Regions from separate parts of the Homo sapiens genome. Here all the other regions are linked to region 1. Evidence: chromatin loops called from intact Hi-C (ENCODE). Cell type or tissue: MCF 10A. All regions are shown on one strand. Links, peaks and the distances in the headings refer to the core of each region. The heading gives the core; the rest is flanking DNA.

Region 1 (7,786 bases), core at 1,020-6,019:
GCATTTTTTTCCCCACAAACTCATCAAAATGATGTATTTTTAAACTAATTGTTCTTGGCCCATCTGGTAGGTTAAAAATGGGATCTCAAAGTAGTTTTGAGTTGCTCTTAGTAACTAAGCTCAACTATATTTTATTACATTTAGTGAACCACAACATTCATTTTCTGGGAACTGCCTGATGACATAACTTACCTAATACTTAATTGTATTCTTGATGACTTTATTATTGATTTGTAGCACTTATATAATATTGGAGAAATTAAGTTATTTTTGTGCTATGAGAAACTAAATTTCTTCCTCTGTGTTTTTTGACCTTTGACTTTGTTATATTTCAGCCATATAGAAAATGATAATTATGTAAACACGTTTTAAAATTTTTTTATTTTCTAGTTCTTGTTTGTTGTATTATAATTATAAAAGTGATCCCCATTTTGAAAGTGTAGAAGAATACCCCCAGATTTTCTTAAGAGTTAACTTTTAATGTTTTAACCCTTAAATAACTCATCCTAGTATAAGATGAGAGTTTTTATTTTCTTAATGGCTTCCCAGTTGTAGCAACATCATTTATTAACTGATCTTTTTTCACAGATTTGAGGGTGTGCTTATCATGTACTAGCTTCTTCTGTATATTTTTTCCCAGCTCTGAACTTATCATGCTCTATTGATCTGTCTGTATATTCATGGTCCAGTACAAACTGTCTAACTATAATAGCTTTATAATATGTTATACATCTAGTCGAACTAGCTCCTACACATGAATTTTATTTTTAAGAATTGTCCTGGATATTTTTATATTTATTCATTTGTGTGTATTATTTTAATGTGGTTTTGTTGAACTGTAACATACATGCATCGAGAATACAGCCCAATGCATTTCAGCCAATGCATTTAAACAAAGTAAAACATCTGTGTGACTACCACCTAAGCCAGGAAATAGAATGACAACCCTCTGCACAACTTCTCCACCACAGAGTTCTAGGAACTGAATTAGCAAGGGTAGCACTGGCAAAGTTAGAGCTATCTCTGGCAATAAAAGCAGAAAGGCTCTGAAGTTGAGCTTTCTCTTGGTCAGGTTTTAGTGAACTTCTACAAAGGGGTGCACGTTGTCTCTTTGTCAGACTCAGACCCTCCTTCCATTTATGGTCTGGTTGTCCCTGCATCTGCTTGGCTTTTGCCCACTGAAGTGAATATGATTCATCTCCAATGCTTCCAGAAGTGCTACCTTGCTTCCCACATCTGTCGCGGTCCCTTCCCATGGGCCTTAGACCTGAGGAACACTTGTTTTCCCGGGTGCTGTCTCTTCAGGGTAAGGATTTAAAATCAGAGATTGTGTCTCTGCTGAGGCACCTTTGTGTTCATTATGGGCAATTGCAACATTCTCAATATTGTAAGAAGACTGACCTGACTAACAAACTTTGCTGTTTTACAGAACTGTCACTGAATAATCTAAGGAAAAACAAAGGTGCTTGCTTTCAGGCAAGCCTCCTGGCTGCTCTCCTTGCCTGCTCTGATTGCTGTCCCTAAGTCGTGCATATATTCTCGAGCCATCCCTGGGCCCATCTAGTGAGTTATTTACCTCTGGGGCTAGTCGCCACCAAGATCCGAACAAGCACAGGGCCATCTCGGGTCCTCAATATTCTGAACAATCTGTAAATAATTTCTGAATTTGCATTAGCTTCTTGTGGTCTGTAAAAAGCCTGAAATAGAGTAGCTAGGTGACCAGCAGTACTTCCTGTGTCCCACCAGGTGAACTGGAACCAAAATTAAAGCTGCGGGCTTCAACTAAGCCCTAAACTGTCCTCCTTTGGGATCTGGGAGTAGGTCCTCCCTGCCATGCTTCTGCTTTCAAGAGGTTGAAGTATCACAGCCTTTTCCTAACTACACTCTACATCTTGGATCCCAACTTCAATTAGAAATAACTATTCCTGGAGGTAACTGTGGTCCTCTTTTTTCTCCTCAGGCATGATCAAGGTGATCAATATAAGAATACCCATCAAGGTGATAAGTATAAGAATCTTCAGGTAATTCCTGACTGCACATCGCTGCTGCAGTCTGGGTGAAGGCTTGGCTTTGCTGCCTCCTGGTGGAAAACACAGCCATCCGTAACAGTCCTGAAGCATGAGCAATGACTCCTCTTTAGTTGATTTATCTTACATATGAATTCCAAAAGTCTCCATGGTACTGTGTATGTGCGAGTGAGTGTGTGTGTGTGTGTGTGCGCGCGCGCGAGATAATCAGCGTGTCAGTTACCAATTTATTATCTCTCAGCTCCAAACACACCCTTCGATTTGTGCTCTGGGACAAACAATGTAATCCCTCGAATCCTTTCTCCATTAAAGTGAGAACAATGCTAAACTTTCTCCATAGGGGGCGCTGGAGGGACACTGCAGTTGGAAGAGGCAGGTAGTGGGGAGTGTGTGGCAGTCCGGTGGTGCCCGCCACAAGGGCCCAGAACGAGATCCCTCTGCCTCCTTGCAGCCTTGGTGTGAGGATGACCTTTTCACAGCCTTCTCATCCTGAAACCAAAGCCCCTCCATGGCCTCAGCTGCCCATATCAGCTGTATGGAGGTGGGGGAGGGGCAGTCCACACAGAGCTGCGGCCCCCTTTGCAAGCCTGCTTGCTGCCCATGTACTCTGAAGGTAAGCCTGGACTCCCACTGCATATCCAAGCCACATGGTTCCCAATGTCGGCCTTGCCCTGCATTGGGAAGGTGACCTATTGTTTGCCCCCTATTGGAGGGTTTAACTCCAGACCCACCCCATCTAGCTAAGCCAGAGCACTTCTCTGCTGACTGGTAGCTAAACCGCACTTTTCCCAATAGGTAAGAGCCCCTTCTACTTTTGTCCTTCTTTGGGTACCCTCCCTGAGCTTTTTTCTTATGTCTTATAGTTTAGTCTTTCTTTTATTAATTGTTACTAATTCTTATATTAAATTCCCTCTGTCTAACTTACTCCATCACTTCTGTCTCCTGATTTGACTTGCTGCTACAGTGGAATAACTTAGACTCAAAGCTTAGTTCTATAATTTACCAGCTCTGCGTCTTTGAACACATTTCTTAACTTCAGATTCTTGGTCTATAAAAAGAGGATGGACACAGTACTTTTCTACGCAGTCGGTGTGAGGATTAAATGAGATAGAACACATTAAGCTCCTCGAAGAGTGCTGGTACAGAGTTTGCCAGCAGTTACATAGGACCAATTCGGGACAGAGACAGAAAGAAAGGGAGGAAAGATAAACGGTCAGAAAAGAAAAATAAGCCAAGAAAATGCCAGAGAGAACAAAAGGTAGCAAGAAATGTGAACATAGACACATGAAGCAAAATCCAAGAAATCGATAGGCAATAAGATTAATAAGATTATTAGGCAAGAGATTCATCGGTCTTCTAATTTATTGAAAATAAACATTTTATACAGTACTTTACAACTTAGGAAAAAATTCAAATATATTACCTTATTTAACCTTCAAAATAGATCAACTTAGTGTCTCTTGTCTTTGTTGATGTTGTTTCCATTTTCAAATGTCTAAGATGAGGCTCGTAGAGGTGTTCCAAGCCACACTGCTGGCTTGTAGATTGGAGGGCCTCATCTCCCCGTGGATCCTGTGGTCTTCCCGCGATTGCCCTCTTGTGGTCTGGTGTGTAACAACACCTCATACTATGCAAACCATGTTGTTGGCCCCAAGCCCTGCAGAGGGTTTAGCTCTAGTAATTGTTGCTCTGTTTTCATTTAAGCCAACTTTGGTCCCCAAAGAAGACTCTGCATGACACGGGAAGGTGTCCACCATGACTCAAAGTAGTATTTCTAATTATCGTCCCAACTTTTAAAATTTTCTTTTTTTGTTTTCTGTTATATTGTACTTAAAATTTATATAGTAATATGTGCAGATAATTCATTAATAAATAAAAGTATACACATTGCTTACTAATAGAGGCTTGAATAACATTGCTCTAGAACTACATTTCCCAAAGTTATTTGAACACAATATATGTCATATTTTAAATTTAATAATGAAATAATACATTTAACTTTGTTCGAGAAATACAGATAACGGCCCCTTTGTATTATGGTTGAGAAAAAAATGCAAAGGTCTCACAAATTTATTTTCTCAGTAACACATCAAAGCAGAATACATGTGTGTAGTAAAGTTAATCATATTTACTAACGTTGAATAGTATCTCAAGTATATGCTGATATTGAAAAATAAGATAAATTGCATTGATGAGTTTTTCCCTTCCATTAGACACTATACATCAAGGCAAGGATGAACCAGAAACTCTGCATGCGAATTCATGCCCAAGTTACAGGTGATGTATTCCCAGGTCAGATAATTTGTCAGTGACTTTCTGGCCTTCTCTGATTAGGCATGTTGTTTTCTTAAATGCAGATTGTATGCTAAGAATAAAATTAGTATGTGTTATTTTTATCACAATGATGCTTATATTGTTTACAACATTTGTGAAGATAATTATCACTTGTAATTATTATTTTCACAGAACACCTATTAACAAAGCATGGAATCTCTAATAGTCTCTGAGAGCCTTCAAATACTTTAACAACTGCAACCATTTGTCTAATAGCAACTTACATTGAGACCACTATACATAAAACAGATAAGAGCTTATTTATTTATTTAAATTTATCTTTTACATTAAAATTTATATCAATTAGTTAATTAAGAAAAATTGGGTTATTTTGATGAACATACAAAACTCAATTCATGAAATGCAGATGATAGTTGTAGTATTATTAATTAGTCTCTGCATCCACTGTTTTTCTGTATTTTTTCTTTCTGGTTGGGCAGTACTGGTAAAATAATAGTTACTTTGCACATGGTCCTTGGGGCCTTTGCTTGGAGCTGTCCGGATTGTGCAGTCCACAACTCAGGGAGCACCAGTCACAGCACCAGCTGTTAGACAGTTGTCAGGATTTGTTTCTTGCTTTGTTTTGGTTTTCAACAGCTTACTTTACAATTTTGGCATATTTTTCTATTAGATTAACCTCAATATTTGAAAAAATAGTTATAAAGGATTTGGAGACAATCAGCAGAAATGTCTAAGAACTGTTCACATTCCTTGACTGAAAAGTGTTTAATGACAAAATAATTTTTAAAAAACAACTATGTCAGATAATGTAAGTGTTGAATAGAGAACTATTTGATATGCTATGACTTGACAAGATATATGACATTATATAAAGCAATGTAATGTATTACTGGCACATCTATAATGTGAGACAATCCTTGATGCTATTCTTAACATTTTAAGATTCCTCAGTCCTTGACTGGAACCTTTTAAAAGCAATCCAGCCACAGCCAGTAGGAATGGAGGTGGTGAGGAATGGGAGTGGGGGTGGGAGTGGACAGGACTCTGTTCATCCTCCTGGGTCCTCCTCAGCACTCACAGCCTGCTCTCTCATTCTGCCTTGATGACACTCAGCACTAACTGGTCATGCCCTCTGCCTGTTTGTCTCAGTCACCAGCAGAAGCTCAGGACTCCCAAATTGCCTGCCATCACCAGGATTCCTCCCTTCCCCATAGGTCTGCACAATCCCCAATGGGACTCCATCTTCCATCCTTCTCCAGCACCCTAAACTCCCCACAAGCCCTCAAGACTCAAGGCTGCACATCGAAAAAATGTGCTGTATCAACCAACTCTTCTCACAAAGCCACCTCCACCTTCTTGTCCTAAGTGAAACCTGAGTTCCGCGTAGTCCTCTCATGGTCTGGCCATTTTCTTCTTGCCCATGCCTTTGTACTCATTGGGCCAAGGAATGGGCTAGGCATCCATTACACCAACCACTGCTTCTCTTCATTGCAAATCCCCAGGTAAGTATCTGGCACCCTGTTCACTGTTGCTCAATCCAAGACTTTCTGTCATGGTCTTTGGTGATTTTAATATTCACAAAAATGATTCATTTAATAATTTACTTCACAATTCTTTGACCTCTGCACCTCTCACTGGTTTGTCTTTCATCCTAACGTTCATCTACTCCCATGTCATACCAGCCTAGACCAGTCATTATTATTAACAACTACAACCCTTCTGTAAAATGAGTTTCAAATAGTCCATTTCCCAAACCTAACCTCCTGTATTTCCAACTTACTTGCTCTGGTATCCCACTCTGAGAAGTTTTTCAATACGCTGGAAACTACAATTCATTGATACCACAATGTTTTATCTGGCCAATATCTCCTTCATGTCTTCATTTCTCTTCTTACCCAGTATAAGCTCCACAAACTATCATTAAAATCATGTGCTTGCATAATCCATGTCTCTCTTGCCCCTCTGTCTCTCTCCCCGAATTTCCAACATTTCCATCACTCTTCTCCCTTTCAATGACGAGCATACTTATTATGTTACTGAGAAAACAGAAGCAGTTATAAGAGAACATCCATATAGTCTTGTCTACTCACCTACCTTTCTACTGTGGTCCCTCTTGCTACCATGTGTAACCTGTCCATGCTCCTATCTGGGGACAACCCTCCATTGGTGACCTGGATTCCATCCCTCTCATCTACCCAAGAGTATCATACCAGCAATTTTCCCCTCTCCATCCTTCATAATTGTTTTTCCTCTCTATACTGGATTGTTTCATCAGCACACAAAACATCGTATTTTCCATCTAAAAAATACTTATAATGCTCATCTTAAAAAAAATCGGTGTCTGTCTCTCTCTCCTTTTCTCTCTCCCTAGGTCTCACAACCACTTCAAGTCAACACTCAATTATCTATTTTTTTAAAGCATTATATTCCTCAAAAGTTTTTTTTAAATTATTGGTACTCCTTGTCTCCAATCCTGCTTTAAACCTCATCAGTCAAGCTTTTGTCCCACCAGTTTGCCTAAAATGCTCTTGTCAAGGTCACTGTTGATCTGCTTTTTGCGAGATATAATGGATGTGATTGACACCACCAGCAGCACGTGACTGGCATAATCACTACCTCTTTCTTGCAGTACTTTCTTCACCTGACTGCTCGGCCCCTATTCCCTTGTAGATAGATGGCCTCCTTCCTCACTGATCACTACCCCCCACCCAACTTTCTTTTATGGTTACTTCTCATATCTTTGATTTCCAAATATTGGAGTGTCCCAGGGTTGAGTCATTGTATATCCTGTCTTCTCTATCTGTATTTCCTCTCTAGGTGATATCATCCTGTCTCAAACATATGCTGATAATTCTCAAACTTCTCTCTCCAGACTTAAGTATCCAAGTTTGTCTCTTAAAGTTCCTACTTGGACAGGAAATAGGTATCTCACATATAAAACAAAACTTCCCTCCTGCCTCAAAAAACACTCATTACTCCTAAAGTCTTCATCTCTTAAAATGCAACTGTATCCTTCCCATTGCCCAGATGAAAGCAATCCTTGAGTCCTCTTTTTCTTATAGACCCATACATCCTGTTGCTTCAGTCTTCAAAATATATCTAGAATCTGAAATTTTCTTCCACCACAAATTCCCTGGTCCCAGCCACCATTAGCTCTTGCCTTGACTATTGTGGTGGCCTCCTATGTGGTTACCCTGGTCTGCACTTAACTTCTAGTCTTTCCTCAACAAAGCAGAAGGGGAGGTAGCCAAAGGTGGGTTAACAGATGCAAAGCAGACCTCGATAAGAGGAGTAAATTCCAGTGTTCTAGCACTATAGGGTGACTATAATTCATAATTCCCTGTATATTTTAAATAGCTAGAAGAGGATTTTGAATGTTTCCAACACAAGGAAATGATAAATGTTTGAGGTGATGGATATGCTAATTACCCTGATTTGATCATTACACATTGTATACATGTATT
Region 2 (7,786 bases), core at 1,445-6,444, 100 kb after region 1:
ACAATAGCAAAGACTTGGAACGAAGCCAGATGCCCAACAATGATAGACTGGATTAAGAAAATGTGGCACATATACACCATGGAATACTATGCAACCACAAAAAAGGATGAGTTCATGTCCTTTGTAGGGACATGGATGAAGCTGGAAACCATCATTCTCAGCAAACTATCGCAAGGACAAAAAACCAAACACTGCATGTCTCACTCATGAGTGGGAATTGAACAATGAGAACACATGGACACAGGAAGGGGAACATCACACACCAGGGCCTGTTGTGGGGTGGGGGTAGGGGGAGGGATAGCATTAGGAGATATACCTAATGTTAAATGACGAGTTAATGGGTGCAGCACACCAACATGGCACATGTATACATATGTAACAAACCTGCCCGTTGTGCACACGTACCCTAAAACGTAAAGTATAATAAAAAAAAATAAATAGAATGGGGGAGGAAACAACATATTTTTAAATAATGGTCAAAAATTCTCCAAAAGTGATAAAAATTATTAACCCATAGGGCCAAGGAATTAATAAATCCCAAGCAGGATAAATACATAGTAAGCCAATAAATGGTACTGTAGGTCCAGAAAGAGGATACCAATTAGTCTTGGAAGACTGGTGGAAGAGAGAGGGATTCTGAGGGAGGGTGTCTGGGAAAGGTTTGTTAAGGGTGTCTGATAGGATACAGGCTTTAAGTGGTGGTGAGGTTTGGATAAGTTAGAGAGATGGAGATGGTAGGGAGTAGGGAGGTATGTGGAGAAGAAGTGAAGGTTATGACAATATATACAGGGTAGGAGGGGCAGGTGGTCTTTTGTGGTTGGAATGCAGGGCATGTGATAGAGAACAAGGCACAAGTTGAGGCTGAAAGAAAGACTGAGTTCAGCCTGTGGAAAGTCCATTGTCAGGGCAAGTGACTGGGCTGTATTGAGTGTTCGTCAGAAATCCATCTCCTGAAGGCTTTAGTTAAATTTTATTTTTTAAAGTATATGTTTATTGTTTTAGGATGGGAAGAATGATCACATTAGTGCTGGATTCTAGTATGGAAGAGGACTTTAAGGGAGACCCTGTGAGAGAGGGTGACATGGTTTAGCTGTGTCCCCACCCAAATCTCATCTTGAATTGTAGTTCCCACAATCCCCACATACCATGGGAGAGACCCACGTGAGGTAATTGAATCATGGGGGTGGTTACCCCCATGCTGCTGTTCTCGTGATAGTGAGTTCTCACAAGATGTGATGGTTTCATAAGGGACTTTTCACCCTTTGCTCAGCACTTCTCCTTGCTGCCGCCATGTGAAGAAGGATGTGTTTGCTTCCCCTTCCACCACGATTGTAAGTTTCCTGAGGCCTCCCCAGCCATGTTGATCTGTGAGTTAATTAAACCTCTTTCCTTTATAAGTTACCCAGTCTTGGGTACTTTTTTGGGGTATGTCTTTAACAGCAGTGTGAGAACAGACTAACACAGAGGGCAACAGCAGTAGAAAATGAGATGAGAAAATACCATTGCTGATAATCGTCAAATATTACTACATATCCACACTCTCATAGTCACAATTTCCAATTCCAGCACCCCTAAAAACTGAGTTTTTGTCTGATTGTTGACAATATTCATATGGTGGCCGAAAAAAAAAAAAAACCTGACCAGAACAGACAGTGAACTCCCTTCACTTTGCTGTAAATATTCTTATTTTCTGTTGTAAAAATATAAATGTTCTCCCCAAGGAGAAGGATCCCTGAAACTTTAGGGATAGCAGATGGTCCTGGACTGCCCACCCTTACCTTGCCTGCCTAACATGTGGTCAAGTCCTTGGTTCTAATTCCATCATATTGAGACTGAACATGGCCAATTTTGAAGCATACCTGCAGTGTTACTAATGAATTTGATTCATTGTATTACCCTCCTTAAAAAAAAAGTTCTAAATTTCGAAACACATCTGTTGCCAAGGATCTAGGATGAAAGTCATTGGAGGAAGAAATAAATCTAGCATTTTTCAGGAGCAACAATCTATCTCTAATAATCACTACTTTGTTTAAGAGAACCTTGTATCAGTCTGTCTGCCCAAATTCTTAGACTTAAACAAGACTCAGATTCTCTCCATTTGTAACTGATACCCCAAGATTCTCCCCACTCATAATCATATCACCAGCCCTAATTCATAATGTGTTCCTAATGTTTTTACTTGTTCTCAACTAGTCTCCTGTGTTCAGTGGGTACCCAGAAGAGCAGTCATGGGCACCCAGAAAAGCAGCTGTGGGTATCCAGAAGAGGATCTGTAGGCATGCTCTTGAAGTCCCCCCAAGGGCCCTTGTGCATTTTTGTCTTTTTCTCCTTTTACCTATTAAACCCATTGACTAATCATCAATACAAATAATTCCTCTTTGTGTTAAAAAGACCTGTGTTATACTTTTCCAAGACAATAGAATTTCCTGCTTATACATTTTTCAAGTTGCCACTAGCACTGCATGGCAACTAAGTAGGAAGGTTAGAAAGTGAGTATTCTGAGCTCTTGGACAAGTTTGCCAAATAATGATTATAATTACTGGCACAGATAATCTACTCACAATTGCCATAATAGCCAAGATAAACAACTCTTCCGTAATCAGCATGCAGATCCCTTGGGGAAAAATTAAAACCTTCTGTATATCCTTAAAGTTGTAATTGCTTGCATGTATTTGCATGTATTCGTGCCTTATAGAGACTTTTTATTTTTAATGAATGGGAGGTTCTTGGGATGGAGGTAAGGGGAAGGTGTGATTCACTGTTGGCTTGGGATGGCCCTGAGGACAAAGCCTAAGACTTTCCTCTAATTCAGTGGTTCTCAATGGGGTGAGGTTGGGGATGGCCTGACTCCCACACCCCAGAAGAGGGCATTGGACAGTCTGGATAAGTGTTCGATCATCACAGCTACTGTCATCTAGTTGGTAGAAGCCACAGATGCTGCTAAGCACCCTTCAAATCACAGAATAGGCCTTCTCTAAGAAAGAATTATCTTGTCCAAATCGTCAGTAGTGCTGAGGATAAGAAATCCTGCCCTGGTACAGGAGGATTAAGACTATACTCACTGGAGACACCTCCTGGATTTCTCACCGAACAAAGCAAACCTCAGAAGAATGCTGATGAAATGCTGTAGAAATGACTGATTAATTAACTTATTGCTCAATCCAGATTTCACATTCAGGCCAGGTCAAGGAAGGACAGCTTTCAGTGACTAAGGACCCAATCCCAATTCGAGCCTAAATAGTATTTCTGATTGACTGCAAAGCCTCCCCTGTCTCATATTTCCTCTCCCTCTGGTGAACTAAGGAGCCGTGCTGATGGCACACTGGCTGAGTGGCATCAATACACTGATGACCGTCTGTGATGGCTGCTGACCTTGCTGTGCTTAACCCCACCCTCACTCTGACATCTGGACTTCCTTCCCCCAGATCTTATACTTCCTCTAGACTCAGTGTTTTGCTTAAGGCATTTTTCCAATTCACCCTATCCGTGTCCTCTCTGCTATTCCATAACCCACCACCGCTTCAATTCCTCCTCCTTGAAGCTTCCTGCCTGCCCCTGCTGACCACAAGCATCCCTACATGTGCATCCCTGCGGCTCATTCAGTCTCTGCTCCTGCCTGGGCTTGAATAACCCTTGTGGCCCACCTCCTTCATCAAACAGGCCATTTCCCAAGCCAATCATCCCCCTTTTCTCCAGGTGAATATTTCACTGCCAAAAGCAAATATATTTTTAGTGTTTTATAATATACTATTTTAAATAGCTTATCTCATTTAATCCTCAGAGTGATCCAGACAGGTAGACATATTTTCAGCTACATTTTATAGATGGGGGAACTGAGAGCCAGAAAAATTGCCTGAGTCAACACTTCTCAGCTAATGAGTGGTACAACTGGGCTCAAACCCTCCTCTCATGATGCCTCTTCCATGCCCTTTCTATTGCTGAGTATTTAGGCCCCACAGCCTCTCAGCCCCTTCTTCCACACATCTAGCTCAGTACTTCTCCCCTTTTTGTACTGTTTGGGATGCTTGCCCAGGTCGTCTTCTTTGCTATATATGTTCTGATTTCCAGATTAGTTGTATGTTTTGATTTATTATATAATTTTTTAAAATATGCCCAATGTTTTCTTTTCTCTGCTAGAATTTAAACTCCTTGAAAATAAGGATCTTGTTTTGTTCACTGATTTATCCCAATCATCCAAAATACTGTCTGACACATAATAAATATTCAATTAACAATGACTAAATGTTTGTTAAATGCATGGATGAACAATATATTTCATTTCCAAACAGTTCTATTACTTTTTCTTTATTTCTAGCCAGAATCTTCTTACAGTTTCCATGCATTGAAACTGAACTCTTTGTTTTACCAAAAAAGCTGATTCTTTTTCTAAGTGAAAGCACTATAAATAATGCAAGATGGAAGCGTGCTAGTCCCTTCAAAACATAGTGTTACTCTTCCTTCCACAGGGAGGCAGATCAAGTTTTGGAACAAGATTAGCCTAGGCTTGAATTCCATCACTATCACGTCTTAGATGTGTGACCAAATAAGCTAGTTAACCTCTCTAGATTTTGTGTCTTCTAATGTCTGTAAAATGGGGTGAATGATGTCACCTTTCCAAGTTGTGAGCATGAGGAAGGATTTCCCACCTCAGATGGTGGCTGGCACATAGTAGATCACTATCCTCCAGCCCCACACATTTGACCTGAGCTGACCACAGTGCTCAGGTGTGCGCATATCTGTGCCAAGCAGAATGACCCCATCACACAGAGCTATTCAGAACAGGAGTTCATTGCCGTTTGGCACAATCTCACTCTTGGCCCACACTAAGATTCTAATCAACCAAAATTTCTTCATGTGTGCAACTGTGCATATACCCACTCATCTTCTACAAGTGTGGCTAATCTTTAATGTACATTAAAACTTAATGTTTACTTTAATTACGTTTTGTCTTGTCAGATTAAATTCATTATTCTTGCCCATGTTAAATCAGAATTTTACTCTTCAATTCTCCTTCATGACTTGAAGTAACCTGAAATTTAGGCCAGTTTCTTTTCAAGCTTCTCCCCAAGGTGCTGATAAAAAGTTCATTACAACAGGGCTGAGAATGGAGTCCTGGGACCAGCATAAAACTTCCATATAGTGTTAGGAACCAGGAAGGATATTTAATTAATGAGGACCTACTCCTCACCAGGCTGTCTGTCACTAAGTCAATGATGCTGATAGCATGCCTGCTGTTATCTCTGAGAGGGGAGAAGACTCCCCTCTCTCCTCCATCATCAGCTAACTGCCACTCATTTGTCTCATCTCTGACTTGTAGTTACCTCCTTTAGGCCCTGGACTTGCTAAACTTCCCCCTTTGTGGGTTTCCATGGTACTCTGAGCCTCCCATATTGAAGTTCTCACTATATTATTGTCTGCATTGCTCACTAGTGTATCTCCAGGATCAATACCAGTTCCTGAAAGACAGCAGAGCCTCAATAAATATTTGTCAAGTGAATGAATGTGTTGACACAAGTTCATAAGTGGTTTCCTCCCTCCCTGATGGGCGTGCACTAGAGAATAGAGGAAAGGTGTGGATCTAGCTCAGGGTTCCTATGACAAGATGTGATGGGTAGATTTGGCACAGCTTGGGTTATTCCTAGGCCCCTAGATAGGTCTAGCTTAGCCTTCCAGAACAGGAAACACCATCTTTTGGAGGAATGAGCTGGATGGTCTCTGGTGATGAGAAGCACATAGATCATCAGGCATCACCCCGTCTTCCTGACTAGTCTCAGGCATAGGCATGTGGATCCTCTAGAATCCATTCATGCCATGCCAGAATTCATGGTTCCCATTACTGCTGTCTACCTATGGATTCTAATATGAACAGCTGAGCTATTCTCTGATGCATAACAGTTGTATTTGTTGATTCACTAAAGGGTGTTATAATGTGTAGGACAAACTGTGGGATGTGGAATTTCTTTCTCTTAATGTCCAGGTAATGCCTGGGTAGAGGAGAGATATGCTATGGCTAGACCCCCATCTCCCATATGTCTGTATGGGAGATTTTTGGTGGCAGTGAAGTTGGGGATTTAATTGTGGAAAAGAAAGAGATTCCTTCATCTTAAGGTACTTCTAGACCAAGAGGTAGATAATTTGTGTCCCCACATGGACAATTACATAAAACCTCCTACAAGAAACCAGTTAACAGTCAGCTCTGTCTTCACCACCACTTCCACATCCTACACATGCTGGGGCCAGATATGTACAACTTTCAACCCTCCTCCTAGGCAGTGAGTAAGCTCACACACCTGGATATTCATTATAGAAATGGTTTTCACTTCTGATTGATCAGAATAATTCTCAAATGGAGGTCCCCGATTTTCATTCTGGAAGTTCAAGCTAAGTAGTTCTAGGATGTATCCTGGGATTCTGTGTCTTTGAGTACCCCAGATAATTTCACTCTAGCATACTGCCTTCCACAAAAAGGAATTTTAGATAACCCACCTGGTCTGGAAGGAACCTCTGAGAACATCTTTCATTCTACAGTGAAGATCCCACTGTGGAAAGCTTAGAAAGAGAAGAAAGATACAGAATTGCAGAAGAATGTAGGCAGGATTCCAAAGTGAGAAGCGTGATCTTCAGGCCCAATCTCTCTCATGTTCTCCCCTTCTCTGGGAGCCAGGCCCCAGTTCTGAGGCAGCATGGCTGGATGTCAGGCATGGACGTCTGGACTGATCACTGCCTTACACTTTGTGACTTGGCCAATTCATGGGCACTTCTGAGCAACAGTTCACCAGACTCTGGTACAGAAGCTACACAACCTGTGCACTGCCTAACATCCGTGTGGGATTTGAAGAGGAGCCTCTCTGGTGGGTTTTTGAGTACATCGAAGGGCCTTATAAATGGTCCCTTTTGCTCTTTTGGGTCTTCAGCCTTGGTCCTGGAGACACTTTAAGTTTCGTTCAAGTGGTTGACACAAAAGGAAAGGTCAGAAAGCCAAGATGCCTGTCATCAGTGAAATGGTGGATGGTGGAGAGTAGAAGAGATGGCAGGGATCATCAAAGCTATTGCTGAAGGACTTAGGATAACCTAAAGCATACTTCTGAGGTCACAGCCCCTGCTGCCAAATGCATTTTAAAAGCTCCAAGCTTTCAAAGCAGACAGTTAGACACACAGACAGACACACAAAAAGAAACATGAAAAACAGACACACACCCCTGTGTGCCTTTTTCCTCTGAGGTGTTTGTCTCTGGCTGTAGAAATGGTCTGGGGGCTGGCTCCTGCATAGCCCTGGGTGGTGGAGAACACCAAGCCATTGGGGGTTTCTTGGCTCAGCTCCAGGCTTGCCCAACCAAAGACCCCTCCATTCTACCATCATTCTGGGAACCAGAATCTATCCCCAGGGGATGGTGCAGACTACAGAGCATCACTCATTCAATAAAGATCCTCGATGGGGACCTGCTGCCCAGACCTGGGGGAGGTCAGGACTTCTTAGAAGTGAATGCCACTTTCTCACAGCCAGTTATATGTTTCTTCAATATTTTGAGGGAGTGAATGGTCTGCCCCCAAGCATCCCCAGGCAAGGGGTTCCTTGTCTAGCAGTGTGTTTTCGAGGCTATGGGAGAGATGTAACAAGAATCCCTTCCCAAACTAGAGCTTCCAAGCCTCTCCCTACCCTGCCCTCCTCACTCCCACCCAGAGGCCTGGGTGATGGAAACCTAGAGATGCTCTATGGGGCCAAATTCAGGCCCTGCCAAGCCCCTGGGGGATTTGCCACACAGCAAATTCAACTCTAGAGTAGCTT
Region 3 (7,786 bases), core at 1,895-6,894, 120 kb after region 1:
ATTCCTGCTTGTACAGATAATTTAAGTTTCTATACAGCTCACTATCTTACAATGCTCATTTTACTTAAACAATAATATTTTAAGCCTAATGTGAAGCTAAATCAACCACTTGTTGAAGTCATAGGAAACTCTCAGACCATCATCACATTTGGTGAATGGAGAGCCTTGCTTAATCACATGTTGAGTCTCAAAGAATGTTAGCAGTATTGCTGGGTTATCAATATCCAATGATCTAGAAAACAACAAAGGGGGCTCAATTATTGGCAAGGATACACCAAATGCCAAGTAGTCTTTGGTTATTTAGAAGCCTTAACCTACATCTAACTTCTCAAAATTGCTCCCAATGTAGGTTGGTGCTTCATTCACTTCCATTTCTCAAAATTCTTTCCTTTGTTAAGAACACTGTCTCCTCACTCACCCCTATTCCCACTGTATGCCAAACTCCTGCCAATATTGTAGGACCTACTGGTATTGCATTTCTATGCTGATGTGTCTGTTTTCTACACTAGATAATGAACCTCTTGATGGCAAAAGACTGTGCCCAGAAGAAAACTGGCTTCCTAAAAGTGTTCATTAAATGTTTGCTGAATGACATAATAAAATCAGTGATAAGCCCCAGAGGACAATGAAAATAATTGGTTATTTGATAGATAATAGGAATGACTTCAGCAGGTGTAAGTTGGCTAGAAAAAAGATGACTTTCATGCCTGTAATCCCAGCATTTTGGGAGGCTGAGGCAGGCGGATCACCTGAGGTCAGGAGTTTGAGACCAGCCTGACCAACATGGAGAAGCCCTGTCTCTACTAAAAATACAAAATTAGCTGGGCATGGTGGTACATGCCCGTAATCCCAGCTACTCAGGAGGCTGAGGCAGGAGAATCTCTTGAACCCGGGAGGCGGAGGTTTCAGTGGGCTGAGATTGTACCATTGCACTCCAGCCTGGGCAATGAGAGTGAAACTCCATTTCAAAAAAAAAAAAAAGACATTTCAGTTATTAAATAGAATGTAATGATACAGATTAACTTTTTGTGTTTGAATTATTTGTTTGCCGTGAGTTTCAAAGAAAAACTTACTTTCCGTTTAGAATTTAACACTTTATTAAATATATTTTTGCCTAAAGTTAATTTATTATTATAAAATTTATTAATTGATGATAAACATATTTAATTACAATAAAGAATACATTAGAAGTTATCTGGCCTCCAGCAAAATCACTTGAATTATCTGGGAATCAGTTGGTCTAAATAAATTCTAAAATTACTTCTGGTCCTAATATTAGGTTCAAATTAGAGAGACAAAAATTGAGTTAGAAAGAGAGAGAGAAAGAGAGAAAGAAAGAGAGAGGGAAAGAGAGAGAGAAAGAGAGAGAGAGAGAGAGAGAGAACTATAGATTGAGGAAGAACAATGAAAGAAATAGACATAAAGCAGTGAAAACAGACTATCATCATTAGACATGCATATAGAAAGATAAGAAGAGAAATTTGTGCAATAAGACTATATAGAGTTGCCTGTAAGAATATACAAATGAAATTAAGATAAAAATATATGATTCCTCACATCATACGCAGAAAGTTACTCAAAATAGATTATATACCTAAATGTAAAAGCTAAAACTATAAAACTCTTAGAAGAAAACACAGGAGTAAATCTTCATGACATTGGGTTAAGCAATAGTTTTTTAACTACAATACCAAAAACACAAGTGACAAATAAAAAAATAGAAAAATTGAATTTAATAAAATTAAAAACTTTCAAGTTGCAAATGATACCATTAAAAAATGAAAAGATGACCCACATAATAAGAGAAAATATTTGCAATTCATATATCTATAAAGTGCCTTTTATCTAGAATATGTAAAAACTCTTGAGATTCAATAATAAGAACATAATACAATTTAAAAATGGGCAATGGATGTGAATAGACAGTTCTCCAAAAAAGATATACAAACAGCCAACAAGCACACGAAAAGTTGCTCAACATCATCAGTCATTAAGGAAATACAAATTAAAACCACAATGACATACCACTTCATACCCACTAGCATTATTATAGTCAGAAAAAATAGACAAGAACAAGAGTTGGGGAGGATGTGGAGAAATTGGAACCATTAATACACTGCTGTGGGGATGGACATGGTACAGTCACTGTGGAAAACAATTTGACAATTCCTCACATAGTTAAACATAGAGTACTATATGATTCATTAATCCCACTCCTAGCAAAAATGAAAATTCCATGCAAGCAAAATGAAAACGTATATCCACTTAAAAACTTGCACATGAATGTTTCAAAGCAGCATTATGCACAATAGCCAAAATGTGAAAACAACATATGCATCCGTCAACTGATGAATGGATAAACACAACATGGTTAACCTATATGAGGGAATATTAATTAGCCATAAAGAAGAATAAAAATCTGATACACGCTCCAACGTGGTTGAACCTTGAAAATGTTATGCTCAGTGAAAGAAGTCAGTCACAAAATACCACATACTGTATGATCCCATTTATATAAAATATCCAGAATAGGCAAATTTGTAGAGATGGAAAATAGGACTTGGGGGAGTGGGGTGTGACTACTTTGGCTACAGGATTTCTTGGGGTGAGGAAAACATTCTAAAATTAGATTGTAGTGATGATAACACAGCTCTGAGAATACACTAAAAACATTGAGTTGTATACTTTAAATAAATGGATATGTGAATTATCTCAATAAAGATTATATATGTGTGTATACATATGTGCATATACATATATGTTGTATGCATAAGTACATATATATCTACACACACACATATATACACGTCTGTGAGACTATATCTATAAATCTTGGTGAAACCTAAATTACATTTATGAACCGTAGAATCACAAACTCCTTGAGATCCAACCTCTCTGCCATACTAATTCCCTCTAAAAGATAGGATAAGCCTCTGTTTGAACCTCAGTTAGGTATCTTTCCCAAGTGTGCTGGGGATACTAATCACCTACATTGATTGACATGTTCACAAGAGGTCAACCCATAATCCAGGAAAACTGTGTATTTCCTTTGGTGATTACTACATTTTAAAGGTCTTCCCTATTAATAGTCGTTATCTCACACACTCTACCTGGAATAGAAAAGATCTTAGTTTATGAAGTGGAGCTTATTCAGTCTAGTTCACTCAACATATATTTACAGATCACCTACCAGATTCCTCACATTGGATTAAGAATAGTCACCATCATTTAGTCAACAAGCACTCCCTGAGCATGTATTCACTGCCTCTTCCCCAGGGATCTTACAGTCTAATAAGGAAAGCACAAAGATACACAGACAAGGCACTGCCTTCCAAAGACTTTAACATCCACTCTGGAGAAACAGCCACGCATGTCAAGCAGTGAGTGAGAGGATGGGCTGTGAATCTCCAATTATGAAGTTGGGTAGCCAACAGCACAAAAAGGCCAATGTGTGGGGCAGGATTTCCAGATTTAGCAAATAAAAATACAAGATTCAGATAAATTTGAATTTGAGGTAGACTACAAAATTTTTTAGTATATATGTGTCCAAGGGACACGAAGAGTTAAGAAAGATATTTCAATACTAACAATGATGAAAGGATGATGGTGATAATGGTGAGGATACTGATTCAATCATTCATTCATTCATGCAAGTATTCACTCAACAAATATTTATTAAGCATTTACTAAGTAAGAAGCACCATGCTATGCCCTGTGGAGACAGTGGTAAGATATGCAAACTATTAAATACAATTCCAGTGCTGAATGAGCTTTTGGTCAGCAGGACAAACCCAAGGGTCACAGAGACAAATAGCCAATGATAACCTTGATTAATATTTGACAGGAGAGGTCCACAGAGCAGCAAAAGCTCCCTAGGGGTGGGTGAACAGGACAGGGGAGAGCTAACTGGGCCAGGGAGGGCTTTCCTGAATAAGCGGCTATGGGGCTGAGATCTGAAGGATAAGTAGAAGCAAAGGAGTGGGAAAAGCATGCTAGAAAGGGAACTCCATGTGCAAGAGGAGTGTGTGGGGGGCAGGAGGGATCATGGCACCTTCACAGAACTGAAAGCAGCCAGTGTGGTAACAGCGGGCAGAAGGGGCCAGTTGGTGCCTGGTTTTAAGAACCAGGTCTATGTCCTTAGACCGATAGCAACTGTTTTAGGTAGAGGCGTGATGGGACCAGTCTCCAGGTGCCCTGTGAGGAATGGTGTTGGGAAGTTGAGCGGAAGCAGAGAGACAGGGATGGAGACTATTTGTTTCAACACAGGAAATGAATCGTTGACCCTATACTAGCACTAGGCACCATCAGACATAATACTCTCTCGTTTGAATCTCAAGAAGTGAAAACCGCAGTTAGGAGGCTGAGTGGCCCAAAGAAACAGCAAAGTCTCCAAGTCAGACACATCTGCGCTTACCCTGTTGCTTCCCTCCAGCCAACTGTGTGTCACACCAAGTCACGTGCTCTCTCTCGGCCTTTTTAGTTTCATCATACATACAATGTAAACAATAGCTGCCTCATAGGTGGTTGTAAAGGCTAAAGAAAAGATATGTGAAGAGTCAAGCCATGAATAAGCCCTCAATAAAGGTAATTATCATTATTGCCATTATATTATTATTATTGCTTAATTGTAGCCATTTTTGTTACATCATGATGCCACCTAGTGGGAAAATAATCATTTCCGAAACAGCTTACAATGAGCCAGAATTATTTGGAGTATGAAATCACATAGGCTGATCATGTGACATGAGGTGTGATTGAAAGGGAAACAGAATGGAGCTTCAGGCTAAGGTTCCAGCTCTCATATGTACCCTCCAGGTGGGCACTCCGCATCTCTGTCTTCATCTCTCAGTTCTGTTGGTTTTGTTTTTCTTGTTTATTTATCAAAGAATGCTATAAAAATAAAACGGAATAAATACTACAATTTTCTCTAAATTAATATGTCAACATAAGCATAGGAGTGTCTTCCCCTAGACACATGTGGCATTTCTAGTCCCTAACCCTGGGACTGGCAGAAGGGAAGCAGGTACTATTTCCAGATTACATGATGAGGTCACTCTGAGGTTGTCTGGACAAAGCAGTGTGTTTTCCGGGATGTCTGGAGACTGAATTGGGCCACCTTTCCTGGAAAACACTAATCAGCTTGGAGGAGTGGGTTACTGGGGAGGCAGTGTGTGTGTATGTGTGTGAGGATCAAGAACAAGGAGCAGGTGGTACTAGAGGAAGAAATTTTATGTGATTTAGGATCTGATGTTCCACAGAGGGGTTTTGCAGGGGCATGGGGTTAGGAGCTTGGGGAGTTTGTACAGAACACAGGGTTGAGTCCTCTGAGAAGAGTTTGTCTTAACATCTCTAGCACCACAAGAGAAGAAAGAATGAGAGGGGAGGAAAGCTCAGAAAGGGAGGTCCATGTTTAGTTGGGTCCTCCCATCACTGCTCCTCTGCAGAAAGGGCCCAGGTCAGCAGCAGCCCCTACAGCTGTGGCAGCAGCCAGAGCCCTTAGTGGGCTCACACTCACAGCAGTCAGGGTTCTAGGTCTGGTATCAGTGGAAGAGACGGCCTGTGGTGGCTCAGTCAGCAGCCACCAATCAGAGCTGCAGCAGCCCCCAGAGCTGGGGCCACAACAATCCCCGGAGCTGACACTGCGGCAGAACAAGACTGGAGGGACACATGGGGCTGGGCACTGGTGTGCCTCACTTAGAAGTGAGGCATTTGGAGGGCACTTGAAAAGGGGCTGGCACTGCTGCTGGTTTTAATGGCAAGACATGTCGGGAAAGGTTCAGTCAACCTGAAAGAAAAAAAAAGAAATCAGTGCACAATATCAAGAACTATTATTTTTTTCTCCTGGATTTCATAGAAACCTACCCCCCAGCAAAAAGCTGGTTCATGAACCAACTTCTACAAAGGAATTTGGAAACTGACTTGGAGGAATGTAAGCCTAATAAATACCCTCCCTGTCTTCAGTCCACTTTGCCTCAACTGGAGTATTCTGGCCTTCTCCCTCCATGCCCTTCAAAGTCAGCCCTACATAAGCCTTCTTTTCCCCAAGGGAAACAAGGTAGTTTAGTCATTTTCTGACTCCTAAACTCAGGGATTTCTGGTGGGAGGATGACATATCCAAGAACATTCATTTTACAGTAAATAAATTGGAAGGAAGTACTACTAAAAACCACAATGGCTGTAGGTTTCACCATCCTTCCCCTCCTCCCTGGCCCCCAGTGATGCCTTCGTCTTTGCCTGCCTTCTTCTGTCTCTCTTTTCACACAGTCCTATTACCCCTGGAGCCGTCTTTGCCAAGCACTCACATGGCTCAGTGGAGGATGCAGGAGCTGTCAGTAATAATTGACAAGGCTAAGGACTGAGAAGCCCTGCACTGGAGCCCTTCTATCCTGGGCCTGGTGTCTCCCTGGGAGTGAGGCACAGACTGTGTATGCAGAACAGTCACTTTCACAACCTGGGAGCAGGATGACTCTTGCCACACTCCCAGCCCTGAGGCTCCAGGATCTCCCTGGACAGAGGCCAAGAGGAATCCCAGGAACTAGAGATGGCCCAGGTATCTGCTCCACAGGCCTGCTGCAAGCCAGCCATTCCACCTTCATGCATTCACTCATTCATTAATTCTGTAAATATGTATTATTTGTCTTGGGCTTTGGTTTTGTAAGATGCTCTTGTCATAAATATGAGCCAAGTTGCCTTGAGGACATAAATGTAAACAATGCACTGTGAAACATTCTATTATGTGCTGTAAGAGGGCAACATGACCCAGAGATGGGCTCCTAAAAACTTTTACACCAGGACAATGTCATGTCCATTTGTATGTCTTTCTGCTCTTCCACATGGATAGCATGTTGAAGGCAGAATCTATACTAGACTTTATTCATCTTCATGTCTCTAGGAATAACCATAAACACAGAGGGTAGCCTTGAAGAATAAATGAGTTAAAGATTGACTGACTGAATAAAAGAACAAATGATTGGCTGCTTTATAGACACATGGGCAGAGGATGTGTCTTAGGATAACATTCTTTGGGCTTCAGAAGTGCTCTGAAGAACAGCACACACTAGGTTAAATGAGACATGACCCTTGGATGTGATTATCTGTCAATGCCTCCATTAACTGTTAATATTCCATTAACAGTCCTACAGGGATACCATTCAGATGGGACATGAGGATGTACAAGCAGGTCAAGAAAGGGAGTGAAGCTCAGGTCACTGATTAGGGAAGAAAATCCAAGGGGCAGTGAAGCAGGGACTAGGAGACAGCCTAAGGCATTATAGGGTCATGGTGGGTCAGTGCTATGAGAAGCTGTGGGGGTGTAGAGGGGGAAGTAACAAATGCTGCCATTTGGTCACAGGAGAGTCCATTGGACTTTGCTTTAAGGGAGAGTACAAGGGTAGAGAATACTGTGATATGTGAAAATCCATATTCTTGCCTTATTGATACATCTGAAACTAGAGACAAAATGACTTAATTTGGCAGATAGTTAATTTGTTCCACCTTGGCAGAGGCACTCTACTAAGTATTCAATATACAAGGATAATTATTCCTTTCCTGAAGGATTCACAGGCCAGTGTGGAAGACAGAGGAATACACAGGTAATTTCTGATAGATAAGCCCTGAGAGCCACTGGAGTGTGGAGGGTGCATAATTCTGCCTGGAGCATGACATAGGGACCTGGCTGATGCCAGGAGCAAGGAGGAGGGCACCACAGTCATTAGGAACAAAGAGGTCCCAGGACCCCAGGCTTTCATAGTTGGACAGCATGAACACTGCATAGAATGGTCAGCAT

The links. Hi-C counts contacts between places; a loop is a spot of excess contacts. Peaks named below come from ENCODE experiments on the same cell type or tissue, not always from the same donor. Only the 100,000 strongest peaks of a DNase experiment are listed, where the experiment ranks them.
Region 2: a loop joins it to region 1, with 6 times the contacts of the local background. A loop is called at or near these places in 2 of 110 quality-filtered maps.
Region 3: it touches region 1 in a loop (7-fold over the local background); 3 of 110 quality-filtered maps call a loop at or near these places.

What each region holds. Positions count from the first base shown.
Region 1 is chr1:152,865,848-152,873,633 of GRCh38, reverse strand. LOC105371444 (a long non-coding RNA gene) reads left to right here and starts at 5,431. Exons shown (of 3, transcript XR_922149.2): 1 at 5,431-5,824. It overlaps LOC105371445 (a long non-coding RNA gene), which reads left to right and starts at 1,139. Exons shown (of 4, transcript XR_922150.1): 1 at 1,139-1,306; 2 at 1,430-1,563; 3 at 1,961-2,640; 4 at 4,241-4,304. In MCF 10A, for the core only: CTCF peaks have their summits at 2,102 (motif pointing left), 2,359 and 3,620 (motif pointing left); DNase peaks (open chromatin) are centred at 2,093, 2,353 and 3,623.
Region 2 is chr1:152,764,719-152,772,504 of GRCh38, reverse strand. No RefSeq gene overlaps it. Among named protein-coding and RNA genes, the nearest start is that of LCE1F, 6.5 kb to the left of the region's middle. RefSeq lists a silencer at 4,580-4,769. In MCF 10A, for the core only: a CTCF peak has its summit at 3,567; a DNase peak (open chromatin) is centred at 3,144.
Region 3 is chr1:152,742,277-152,750,062 of GRCh38, reverse strand. It overlaps the pseudogene LCEP1. Among named protein-coding and RNA genes, the nearest start is that of KPRP, 12 kb to the left of the region's middle. In MCF 10A, for the core only: no CTCF peak of the experiment used is centred there; DNase peaks (open chromatin) are centred at 4,452 and 6,472.